2 separate regions of the Homo sapiens genome follow, and region 2 is linked to region 1. Evidence: read pairs that join two places in POLR2A ChIA-PET (ENCODE). Cell type or tissue: HepG2. All regions are shown on one strand. Each heading gives the region's core, and the rest is flanking DNA. Links, peaks and the distances in the headings are about the cores only. Region 1 has its middle 32 kb from the start of PTPN1. Region 2 has its middle 30 kb from the start of CEBPB-AS1.

What was found. Peaks named below come from ENCODE experiments on the same cell type or tissue, not always from the same donor. Only the 100,000 strongest peaks of a DNase experiment are listed, where the experiment ranks them.
Region 2: POLR2A ChIA-PET joins it to region 1 with 6 read pairs; 4 of 35 experiments call an interaction of 5 or more read pairs at or near these places.

Annotation. Positions count from the first base shown.
Region 1 is chr20:50,476,992-50,479,895 of GRCh38, reverse strand. It overlaps the pseudogene COX6CP2. Among named protein-coding and RNA genes, the nearest start is that of PTPN1, 32 kb to the left of the region's middle. In HepG2, for the core only: a CTCF peak has its summit at 1,453; a DNase peak (open chromatin) is centred at 1,475.
Region 2 is chr20:50,220,342-50,223,245 of GRCh38, reverse strand. No RefSeq gene overlaps it. Among named protein-coding and RNA genes, the nearest start is that of CEBPB-AS1, 30 kb to the right of the region's middle. In HepG2, for the core only: no CTCF peak of the experiment used is centred there; a DNase peak (open chromatin) is centred at 1,582; H3K27me3 peaks cover 1,481 bases.

The DNA of each region.
Region 1 (2,904 bases), core at 247-2,746:
TTCGGCCATAGCAATCTTGTAGAAAGCTGCAACCACCAGGGATACCATGAATGCTCCAATAATATGAAATCACAGACGCTTAACCAGAAGGCTATGCATTGGAGGTTTTGTCAAAGCACCAGAAGCCATGGTAGTTACTGTCCTTGATAGGTGTGTAAACTTCAACACCAACATCCTTCCCAGCTGTTGGAGAAATGGACGGTCCCCACCTACATTTTATAGACAGTCCATTCATAAAACTCTCCTCCTGCCAGGGCACGGACTGATGTGAATCCACCTAATGGCCCTAGGCAATAGGTGCCTTTATTGTCATCCTTGTTTTACGCATCAGAAACTGAGAGACAGAGAAGCTAAGTGAGCTGCATAAAGCCACAGAGCTAGTAATTGGTGGTACTGATACGGGAGTGGGGGCAGGGAAGTGCTGGGAAGGGAAGGGCGTGGTCCCTGGGTAGGGCTTCACCCCTGGGCCTGTGCCCACGGACCTACGTGAGGACAGGCATTTCTGTTTTCCTGCACGAATGTTGCATTTCCCAAGACCACCCTGGCTTGCCACGCCCCCATCCTATGCCTATAGAAACCCCCAGACCCTAGCAGGCAGAGACACAAGTGGCTGGATGCCAAGAAGAACGCACTGGTGGAAGAAGACACAAGCGACGGCCAGGTGCGGTGGCTCACGCCTGTAATCCCAGCACTTTGGGAGGCCAAGGTGGGCAGATCACTTGAGGTCAGGAGTTTGAGACCAGCCTGGCCAACATGGTGAAACCCCATCTTTACTAAAAAAAAAAAAAAAAAAAAAAAAAAAAAAAGATACAAAAAAATTAGGCGGGCGTGGTGGCAGGTGCCTGTAGTCCCAGCTGAGGCACTAGAATCACTTGAACCCAGGAGGCAGAGGTTGCAGTGAGCCCAGATCATGCCACTGCACTCCAGCTTGAGTAACAGAGTGAGACTAAATCTCAAAAAAAAAAAAAAAAAAAAAAGACACAAGCAACTAGACCTGGAGAAGAAGGAACTGGCATGAGAGCACACCATCAGGCACCGGCAGATGCCAGCAGGCCATCGACCGGTGGAACAACTTGGAGTTTGGCTGGGGTGGTGGGAGGAGAGCCTGGGCCACTCAGCGGCCCAGGTCCAGGGGAAAATCGCCTTCCCACTCCATCCCCTTTGGCTCCCCCATCTGCTGAGAGCTACCTCCACTCAATAAAACCTTGCGTTCATTCTCCAAGCCTACGTGTGATCCAGTTCTTCAGGTACGCCAAGGCAAGAAACCCCAGGATACAGATAGCCCTCTGTCCTTGAGATAAGGCAAGGGGTCTAATTGAGCTAACACAAGCTGTCTATGGACGGTTAAACGAAAAGAGCACCCTGGAACACACGCCCACTGGGGCCTCAGGAGCTGTAAACATTCACGCCTAGACGCTGCGTGGCCAGAGTCCCACACCCTGCCCGTCTGCCTGCTCCCCCTAGGGGTTTTGAGCAGCGAAGCACTGAGGAAGTGAGCCACACCCCCATCGCATGCCCTTCGAGGAGGATAAGGGAACTTTTCCTGTGTCAGTACCAGTGTTTGAACCAACGTCTGTCTGGCTGCAGAAACCATATTCTTCGCCAGTGCGTAGGCCTTGGTACCTTAGAAATGCGGGGAGAGGGACCAGGTTGTGGATTCACTCCTAACTCATCATTAACCTGCTGAGGACCTCAGTTTCCTCATCTTTTTGGTTAAGGACCAGTCCAGGAGTTGCAAACTCAAATGCCTACAGGGATCAAGAAGTGACATAAATGAAGGCAATGAACTGTTTCATTGTTGTGAAGAAACGTATTTTCTCGTTTCTTTTTCTTTTCTTTTTTGAGACGGAGTTTCACTCTTGTCACCCAGGCTGGAGTGCAATGGCGCGATCTCAGCTCACTGCAACCTCTGCCTCCCGGGTCCTGGTTCAAGCGATTCTCCTGCGTCAGCCTCCCGAGTAGCTGGGATTACAGGCATGCGCCACCATGCCCAGCTAATTTTGCATTTTTAGTAGAGACGGGGTTTCTCCATGTTGGTCAGGCTGGTCTCAAACTCCCAGCCTCAGGTGATCTGCCCGCCTCGGCCTCCCGAAGTGCTGGGATTATAGGCAAGAGCCAGCATGTCCCAGGCCTTTTTTTTTTTTTTTTCTTTAAACATATGGCCCTCTTAGTCTATCTTTCCTTTCTCCATTAGCATAGAGAACTGGGCACAGAGACAAATCATTTAGAAACTGCACTTGGCTGACAGTAACAGAGACTTGATTTCAGTGACTTAAACATATTAGAGATTTATTTCTTTCACATAAAACCATGTCTGAAAATCTGCATTCCAAAGAACAGATATGGCAATTCTATGATGTTTTCGGGGATCCCATTTCCTTCCATCTTTAGCATAGAACCTCCCTCCTCAAGGTCACAGAATGGCTGCTCAAACTCCAGCCATCATGTTTATATTCTAGGAAGATTGGCAAGACACCAAAGGGCTTTCTTGGAAACCCCAACATCAACTTCCACTTATCATGCATTGGCCATTCAATCGGGCACTACTGACATTTTGGACTGCATAATTCTTTGTTGTGGGAGGGAGACCTGGGGATTGGAGGGCTGTCTAGCAGTACCCTGACCTCTACCCACCCACCAGATATCAGTAGAGCACTCCCTGCCTCCCTCCCTGCCCCTGTTGTGGTAACCAAAACTGTCTTCCAAGACTTTGCCAGATGTCCTCTGGGGGACAAAATCACCTCTGACTGAGAAACACTGGGCAATTCTTAGCTTCAAGAGAAACTGGGAAATGTTATTTCAAAATTCATTGCCAATAGTGTAGGAGTTTCTATAAGTAAGAAAGAAGTAGAGGTTGGACATATGGATGGCAAATAACAGTCTTGCCCCAAGAGAACTCATTCA
Region 2 (2,904 bases), core at 285-2,784, 260 kb after region 1:
ATAACACCATATCATTATGGGATGTGTTATAATTAAGGCCCAAGTGGGTCCCCATCTCCCCCGTGACTTCGCAGGTCCGAGCACAGCATCTCCTCCTAACACCCTCCCAGCCAGAACTAGCCCGGCAGATGGGGCATCCGATGCAAACCCTGATCAACCTGCCATGAAACACTTCCCATGGGGTGCCGGGTCCTGCACTGGACACTCAGGGGGATGACAGTGGGGCCAACAGAGGACACCCTGTTCTCAGAGAGCTCCATTCTCGGGGGAGGAGGGGCCCATGAAAAATACAGAAGCAAAACAAGTTGAGACTGTGGGAAGTGTGGGGCGAGGGGACTGGAGAGCATGGGTGTGGGTTGGGCAGTCGGAGCTACTTGACAGGGTGGTCAGGGAAGCCGTCTCCACAGCAGCCTGTTCTGGGCACCAGCCTCGAGCCATCAGCCAGAGAAAGGACACTTGTGATGTTTGCTGAAGCATCATCTGGGCCAACAGCCACCCCTCCTGCGCGCCCATTCACTGATTGAACAAATCTCTGTGGAGCCCCTACTGTGTGCGGGGCCCTGTGCTGAGTGCTCAGAAAGCATCGTGATCACCACAGACAGCAGTCCCTGCAGTGTGGAAGGTGACATACTAAAGAGATAGACAGGCATTGACCAAACAAATAACAGATGTATAACATGATGGCAAGTAGGGAAGAAAGATGAAAGGGCTGGAGTGATGGTGGAGGTGACAGTTCAGCAGGTAGCCGGGGAAGGCTTCCCTGAGGAGGTGACATTGCGATGAGATCTGAATAAAGTGGCACATCCAGCTGGGGGAAAGAGCTGAAGGAACTGCATTCCAGGCAGCAGGAACAGCAAGTGCAAAGGCCCTAGTTAGGTCATGCCCAGTGTGTTGGAGGAATAGCAAGGGGCCCGGTGTGGCTGGAGTGAGTGAGCAAGTAAGAAAGGAGGGAGGATGAGGTCAGAAAGGCCATGGGGGCCAGATCAGACAGGGCCCTGTGATCCTGGGAAAGACCTCAGGTTTTGCTCTGCAGCTGGAGCCAAGGAAGGTTCTAAACAGAGGAAAGATGGGATCTGAGTGGGGTTCTAACAGCATCCCTTTGGCTGCACGGGGGAAGTGGGGCGTGACGATGACAGCAGTGAAAGCAGCAAGGAGGCTACTGCAGGAGAGAGAATGGTGGCCTTGAATTCAGCTGTGGAAGCGGAGGGGAAAACCTACGCAGGTTCTGGATGTTTTAAAGGTGGCGCTGACAGGATTTCCTGGCCAGTTATCGAATGCAGGGCAAGAGAGGAAATGAAGGGACAACCCGAGGTTTGGGCCTGAGCACCCAGAAGGATGGAGCTGCCATTTCCTAAGAATCAGGGACTATGACGGCCCCAGTGCTGGGGTCTGTCGTCCGCATTCCCTGCAAGCTCCCTGCTGACCCCCACCCCATTCTCTCTCGGGTCAGGGCCATGGAGGGAGAGAGTGAGCAGTCGGCCCTACCCAGGCTTCCGGGCAGGAAAGAGGCACCCAGGGCCTGGCCACAGGATGACACAACCCTTAATAATTTCTCCGCTGAGTTTTGCAATGGGCACCCTTTATCGACAGGCAAAGGGTGAGGGATTTTGCAACTGCCCCAACTGGTGGTTGTAGCTGATGTCAGGCCAGAGGGCTATCAGGCCAGGCTATGGGCATCTTCTCAACCCATGAGGATTGAGTCGCAAACAGGCCATCCAGGCCTGAGCCATCGTGGGTGGTATAGAGGGCCTCAGGGCCCACAGGGTTCAAACCTCAGACCCTCCACCTGGCCAATGACTTTGGGCAAGTCCCTTCCCCTCCCTGGACCTCAGCTCTTTCCCTTAAAAAAAAAATAAAAAAAATAAGGAGAGCCATTAAAGGAATTATTTTAAATTACTTAAAAGCTTGTATCCAATGGCCCGGTTAACGTTCATCCAGTGCTTCCTGTGTACCCGGCCCTGTGCTAAGAACCCTCTGGCAGCACCTCATCCGATCCCCATGTCACCCTTAAACTTATTTCCCCACTTTACAAATGGGGAAACTGATGCTTAGGAGGAGGAAATGACTGCCTAGGTCCCCCAGCCTGTCAGGGATGGAGCGGGGACTCGGACCCAGACCTTTCCGACCCCAAAGCCTACACCCCGTTGTTAGGAAGTCGCTGCCACGCTGAGATGTAGTTTCCTCGTTTGTAAATGGGAAGTCCAAACTAAATAGAAATTAAGCAGCACCACCCTGGTGGGGTTGGTGCCTGGCACCTGGGGAGCATTCAAACCCAGCAGCCATTCTTATGACCAGAACACTCGTCACTGGCACACAGAGCTGGCGGCCAGCACCACCCCTAAGGGTACCCCCATGCCCCACCCTCACCCCTCCTGGCCCCACACTGGCCCTGTGGGGCACAGACAGGACACAGGCTTTAGAAACATGCACTCCGTGGTCCAGATCCCCCTTCCACCCTCTCGCCATGCCCCTGGGCACTGCCTCCCCCTTCCACTGGGGGTGACAATTCCCTTCCACCACACAAGGCTGTTTCTGGGTCACAGGAGGCCACAGGTCCATGTTAGGCCCAGTGTGTGGACACAGCTCCATTTGACACAGGAGGATCCAAGGCCCAGTCTGGAAAAGGGGCTTGCCTGGGACTTTCAGCCAAAGAGAACGAGGTGCGGTCACCACGCCCACTGGAAGAGGGCCTCTGCCTGCTCCAGGCCTGATGCAAAAGCTTGCCCGGCAAAGCCTCTGTCTCTGGGTCTCTCCCCTCTTTATTTCTCAGCCTCTCTCTTTCCCTCTGTGTCTCTCACATCAGTTCTTTCAGGGTGTCTCTCTGTGTCTCTCCATCTCACCCCCATGTCTCCCTGTCTCACTATCTGTACCTCTGGCCTAGGTGGTGTCTTCCCCACACACTCA